Linked DNA regions of Homo sapiens: region 2 is linked to region 1. A link is a loop called in an ENCODE intact Hi-C map of the cell type or tissue named here. Cell type or tissue: ovary. All regions are shown on one strand. Each heading gives the region's core, and the rest is flanking DNA. Links, peaks and the distances in the headings are about the cores only.

The links. A loop is a pair of places that touch in the nucleus more often than their neighbours do. Peaks named below come from ENCODE experiments on the same cell type or tissue, not always from the same donor. Only the 100,000 strongest peaks of a DNase experiment are listed, where the experiment ranks them.
Region 2: it touches region 1 in a loop (2.4-fold over the local background); 50 of 110 quality-filtered maps call a loop at or near these places.

What each region holds. Positions count from the first base shown.
Region 1 is chr17:28,653,462-28,656,361 of GRCh38, forward strand. SDF2 (stromal cell derived factor 2) reads right to left here. Exons shown (of 3, transcript NM_006923.4): 2 at 1,826-2,022. It also overlaps the pseudogene RPS12P28. Among named protein-coding and RNA genes, the nearest start is that of SDF2, 7.0 kb to the right of the region's middle. In ovary, for the core only: no CTCF peak of the experiment used is centred there; no DNase peak of the experiment used is centred there.
Region 2 is chr17:28,702,975-28,705,874 of GRCh38, forward strand. PROCA1 (protein interacting with cyclin A1) reads right to left here. Exons shown (of 5, transcript NM_001366301.1): 3 at 1,734-1,869; 4 at 1,333-1,461; 5 at 223-1,238. The coding sequence ends at 584. Among named protein-coding and RNA genes, the nearest start is that of PROCA1, 7.5 kb to the right of the region's middle. In ovary, for the core only: no CTCF peak of the experiment used is centred there; a DNase peak (open chromatin) is centred at 1,395.

The sequences.
Region 1 (2,900 bases), core at 169-2,668:
ATGAGACATGGCAAGTATATGTAATGTGGTATTTTGGAATGGAAAAAGAACATTAGGTAAAAACTAAGGGACCGGGCACGGAGGCCTCACGCCTGTAATCCCAGCAGTTTGGGAGGCCAAGGTGGGTGGATCACAAGGTCAGGAGCTCGAGACCAACCTGGACAACATGGTGAAACCCCGTCTCTACTGAAAATACAAAAATCAGCCGGGCGTGGTGGCAGGCACCTGTAATCCCAGCTACTCAGGAGGCTGTGGCAAGAGAATAGCTTGAACCTGGGAGGCGGAGGTTGCAGTGAGCTGAGATCGCGCCATAGCACTCCAGCCTGGGACAGAGCGAGACTCTGTCTCAAAAAACAAAACAAAACAAAACAAAACAAGGGAATCAGAAAAAAACTATGGTCTTTAGTTAATAAAACTGTATCAATATTGCTTCATTAAATATAGCAAATTTACCCTTCGAAGGTAAGATATTAATAGGGAAAACTGCATACAGGGGCTGGGGACAGGGAAGGAGTCATTAAGGTGTCCACATCCCCTGACAACTCAAGGCTTAAAACAGTGGCACAAGGCTGGGTGTACTGGCTTATGCTTGTAATCCCAGCACTTTGGGAGGCTGAGGCAGGCAGATAGCTTGAGCTCAGGAGTTTGAGACCAGCCTAGGCAACATGGCAAAACCCCGTATCTACCAAAAAAAATACAAAAATTAGCCAGGCATGGTGGCGTGAGCCTGTAGTGAGGGCTGAGGTGGGAGAATTGCTTGAGCCCAGGAGGCTGAGGCTGCAGTGAGCAAGATCACACTACAACCTGGGTGACAGAGCAAGACCCTGTTTAAAAACAAAAAACAGTGACACAAAAGCAAATCTATTTTCCTAATGTAACTAGTTAGCATCATTAAAAAAAAAAAAAACACTGCAAGTTGGAAAACATTGGGTTTCTTTATTGCAGAATATCAGAACTTATGATATGCTGATGTATACCCAGTCTGTCTGTCCTTCCCATTTCTTGATTTGGTTTAGTTGTTGTCTCCACTTTGACCAGAAACAATTTTCTTCACACTTATAAAACAAAGCCGGCTGGGTGCAGTGGCTCATGCCTATAATCCCAACACTTCCAGGAGGCAGAGGCGGGTGGATCACCTGAGGTCAGGAGTTCGAGACCAGCCTGACCAATATGGTGAAAACCCATCTCTACTAAAAATACAAAAATCAGGCCAGGCGCGGTGACTTGCACTTGTAATCCCAGCACTTTGGGAGGCCGAAGTGGGCAGATCACAAGGTCAGGAGTTCGAGACCAGCCTGGCCAACACAGTGAAACCCCATCTCTACTAAAAATACAAAAAAAAAAATTAGCCAGGTGTGGTGGCACACGCCTGTAGTCCCAGCCACTCGGGCAGCTGAGGTGGGAGAACCGCTTGAACGCAGGAGGCAGAGGTTGCAATGAGCTGAGACCATGCCATTGCACTCCAGCCTGGGTGACAGAGTGAGACTCCATCTCAAAAAAATAAAAATAAAAACAAAAATTAGCCAGGCATGGTGGCATGCGCCTGTAATCCCAGCTACTTGGGAGACTGAGGCAGGAGACTTGCTTGAACCCAGAGGCGGAGGTTGCAGTGAGCCAAGATCATGCCACTGCACTGCAGCCTGGGTGACAGAGTGAGACTGCGTCTCAAAAACAACAAAAACCCACACAAAAATAGAGCCATTTCCCCAGGTCTGCACAAAAGAGAACATCTACACCTAGAAAAGAAACATTTAAGAACCAAGAGATCAAACAAGCACCCACTGAGTAATGCAGAGCAGCAACAATCCATCGAAAGCCACCTCACCTGGTTTCCAGAAAGAGGTGAAGTGAAGTGGTGACTATGGAGGTTTCGGCCAGTGTTGACATGTGTCAGCCGGATGGGCTGGCCACACTTGATGGGGGTTCCCCTCTCACACACTGTGGCACTCTTCCCCCGTATCCTCCAGTAACTGTTGCTGTCATCCACAGAGGTTACACCTGTCACTGACTGCTGCCCACTACCTGCAGTTAAGAAAAGAAAGGCAACTCTCTTTCTCTGCCATGGACAACATGCTCAGAGACAGAAGCTTGAGTGCGCTCAAGATTCACCTTCACCTGTAACCCACCACCATGACCAAGGAAGACACGCTGCTGGAGGTGTAATGGATATTAATACTGCTCTACAAGAGACTGAAGACCGCCCTCAGCCATGATGGCCTAGCAGGTGGAACCTGCAAAGCTGCCAAAGCCTTAGACAAGGGCCAAGCCCATCTTTGCGTGCTTGCATCCAAATGTGAAGAGCCTATGTATGTCAAGCTAGGGGTGGCCCTTTGTGCCGAACACCAAATCAACCCAATTAAGGTTGATGACCTTAAGAAACCAGAGACATGGCTAAGCCTTTGTAAAACTGATAGACAAGGAAAACTTTGTAAAGTGGTTGGTTGCAGTTGTGTCACAGTGAAGGGCTACAGCAAAGAATTTCAGGCCAAGGATGTGACTGTGTACTTCAAATGCAAGAAATTAACAAATAAATTTGGTACCCATTCCTCAAAAAAAAAAACAGCAAGTGAGCTCAGCCTCACCCTTCTTGCCTATGGCCAATATTGTGCCGTGTCATTAAACAGGTAAGAAGGGGTGGGGAGAAAAATGCTATGCTTGGCAATATTTTTTCTTCTACAACATTAAAATATTTATAAAAAATACAAATCATACTGGGCGTGGTGGCTCACGCTTGTAATCCCAGCACTCTGGGAGTGAAACTTGACCTCCCAAAGTGCTGGGATTGATGGTGAGCCACTGTGCCCAGCCTTTTTCTTCTTTTAAATAAAAAAAAAATTTTTTAGGCTGGGTGTGGTGGCTCACACCTGTAATCCTAGCACTTTTTGGGAGGCTGAGGCAGT
Region 2 (2,900 bases), core at 162-2,661, 50 kb after region 1:
CTGCTGCCCAGACGTGGCACACTCCCTCCCCTTGTTTTTCTTCATCAAGATCTGGGGGAAGGGGCCAGCTCTGCCAGGAACTCAAGTCAGCTCCCTTCAGCACAAAAGGGCTACAAGGGAGGAGCTAGACCACCAGCTGGGAAGGTCAGTCTCTGGTAGTACCACGAGCACCTTCTGCAGAGCCACTTAGAGGAGGGAAAGGCCAGGCACAGTGGCACAGAGTGGGTTAAAAAGTTCCGTTTATTGGGGGTATCGCTGCAGACAGTACTGCCTGTCCCAGAAGTGGATTTCACACAGACCAGTCTCTCGCAGCAGAGAGGGGAAGCCCTCCTTCCCACCCCAGATACACTCTTCCACCTTGTCCTAGCAGGTAGGAAGAAATAGGGCTGTGCCCCTTCCTTTCCCTCCCACCTGCCTTCCCATGGGCTTCCTTTGTGAAAGCTGGATTGCCTTTGAGAAACCCCTGCAGCCCTGAGCCCACCCCTTGCCCCGCAAGAAACAGCCAGGTTGGAGGGAGAGAACAGCAGCAGAGGGCCAGCCACAGGCTCGATGGCATTTATTCTGCACCCTGACCACCCTGGCCTCAACTGAGGTTGGGGTTTGATCCTGGGGGAGATTTTCTCTTGTTTACCTTCCTGGCTTGTGAGGGCTTTGCCCCTGTCTTTTTGGCCTGGACTGTGTTCTCTCTCTTCCTGGGCGATGATGATTCCACAATATCCTCGCTGGACAGTTCTCCCTGCCCCCGGCCATTGTAACTGTCCTCGCTCTCCAGCTCTTCCCGGCTTTCTGGGCTGGACTCGGACATCCTGGCCAGCTGTCTTGCGCTTAATGATCGGCTCACGTCTGGCGGGGAAGGCTCCAATTTAACCGGGCTTTTCTTCTTAGTCAACTGGCCTTTCTTGGCTTTTTTCTTCAGCTTTGCCTTCTCATCCATCTCCTCCTTGTCTTTCTCTTTTTCCTTTTTCTTCTTTACCTTCTTGATCACCTTGCTGCCCTGACCCTTCCCTGTGGGGCTCTCAGAGCGCCAGATGGTGATGGGCGCTGTGGAGTCAGGGGTACCAGTGGCCATGCTGGTGCCTAGGTCAGGGGAGGCGGTGGCGGGCCCCACCTGTGTCGGGATGGGGGGCTTGCTTTCCTCCTCCTCCTCTTCCTCTTCTTCATTTAGATCATCTGCCCCACACTCATGGTAGAGTGGATGGTGGATCACTGCCACAGAGACAGGTCTGTAGCTTTTGCACCTGGGAGAAGGGACAACGGGGGAAGTTTGACAGAGAGTGGGGGGCAGTGCCCTGTAGAGGCCCCTTCCCCATCAGCCCACCGGGGCTCACTCACCAGCCATACCGGAATCGCTCCACATGCTCCTCCTCCGGTGTGAGCTCAAAGCAAGGGGACTCGATGACATGGGAGCAGGTTGGGCCCGCGCCCCGGGAGCTGCTGCTATCCTCTGAAGAGTCCTTCAGCCTGCCACACATGGGACTCTCAGCCTGGCTCCCATCACTCCCCCAGGGACCCAGAGCCAGAAGCCTGAGGGACAGTGGGCTTCCGCTGGGCCTGCCTCAGGCCAACAGACCTCCTCCCCATTTCTCTTAGAGCAGAGCAAGGTGTGCAGAGCTGGGACTGGGCTGGCAGCACCAATTCAAAGCTGAAGAGGCAAACCAAAGGTTGAAGGGGAGACCACAATGAAAGTTCGGACCTGGCTCTGCCATGGGTCCCCCAAGGGGGCGGGCCCTCACCTAGAATTACAGTTGCAGTGGTTGACAGAGTGTAGGTGCAGGCTGTGGCGGACACAGTCAGAGGCGAAAGGGTAGATGATGTGCCCAGTGCACTGCTTGTGTCTCCAGCAGCACTTGTCAGGCTCCTTGCAGTCACCTGAGGGGGCAGGAGTCTGGGTCATCAGTAGCAGCCGCAGACCTCTGGGTCTTCCCACAGCTCAAGCTAAAACCTCACCAAATTCACCTGCCACCACCAGCTGTCCACCCCAAGAAGTGTTTCTGCTTCAGTAGTAGTAACTTGGCCGCAGAGTAACCCCATGTCCCAGCAAAGTGTCTGGTTCCATGTCTGATACACAGGAGACCCTTATCAAGCCCCCTGCAGTCCTGTGATTCCCTGTTACTTCTGTCCTCTCCCTCCAGTGGGAGGCCTCCACCAGCTCCTGCCTGCCCCTCAACCAGGTGCTGACAATGAGTGGCAGCCCTGCTCCACAAGGCGCCTGGTAGGAGAAGGCCCTCCTGCTATGGCACCCCACAGCCCCAGGAGCAGCAGAGCCGCAGCATCCTCAGTTCCTACACCTGCCCTGGCCCACGCTGATCTCTCACAGCCTGGCCAGGAGCTAAGGCCTGCATCATGCTCCTTAGCTTCTGACTCGTCCTTCCCTCCCCACTTCCCCCTCCTCCCTTCTCCTTCAAGCCCCTTTTTTTCTCCTGCCTGACACCTTTCTCACTCCCCTCCCTTCCCATGCCCCCTTCTTGATCCTTTCCCTGCTCTTCACTCAGCACCTTCCCACACTCTCCCCAGTCCCTAGAGCCCCAGGCTTTCGAATGACCCACCCCCAGCCTAAGCACCCTTTTAGGCAGCACAGAGACCACATCCCCTTTCCCAGGGCACAGGAAGAAGCTGCTGGGGTGAGAATTTGGGGTTAGGGAAAAGCCCTGGAGAAAGGCCCCCACCTCTGCTGCTCAGCTCAATGCCAGTCCTGAAGACAGGAGTTTCCCCGGTCTACCACCACTGCCTCACCTCTGACACTGCCTAAGGCCCGGCTGTCCCCTCAGGCCTCTATCTCAAAGGTAAGCCCATGAGGCGACTCTGCGCCTCTCACAGCCCAGAATCTCACTCACACGACAAAGGACAAGGGACCTTACCTCGGATTCCCCAGCACTCCTAGGGGAGGGAGGGAGCAGGCA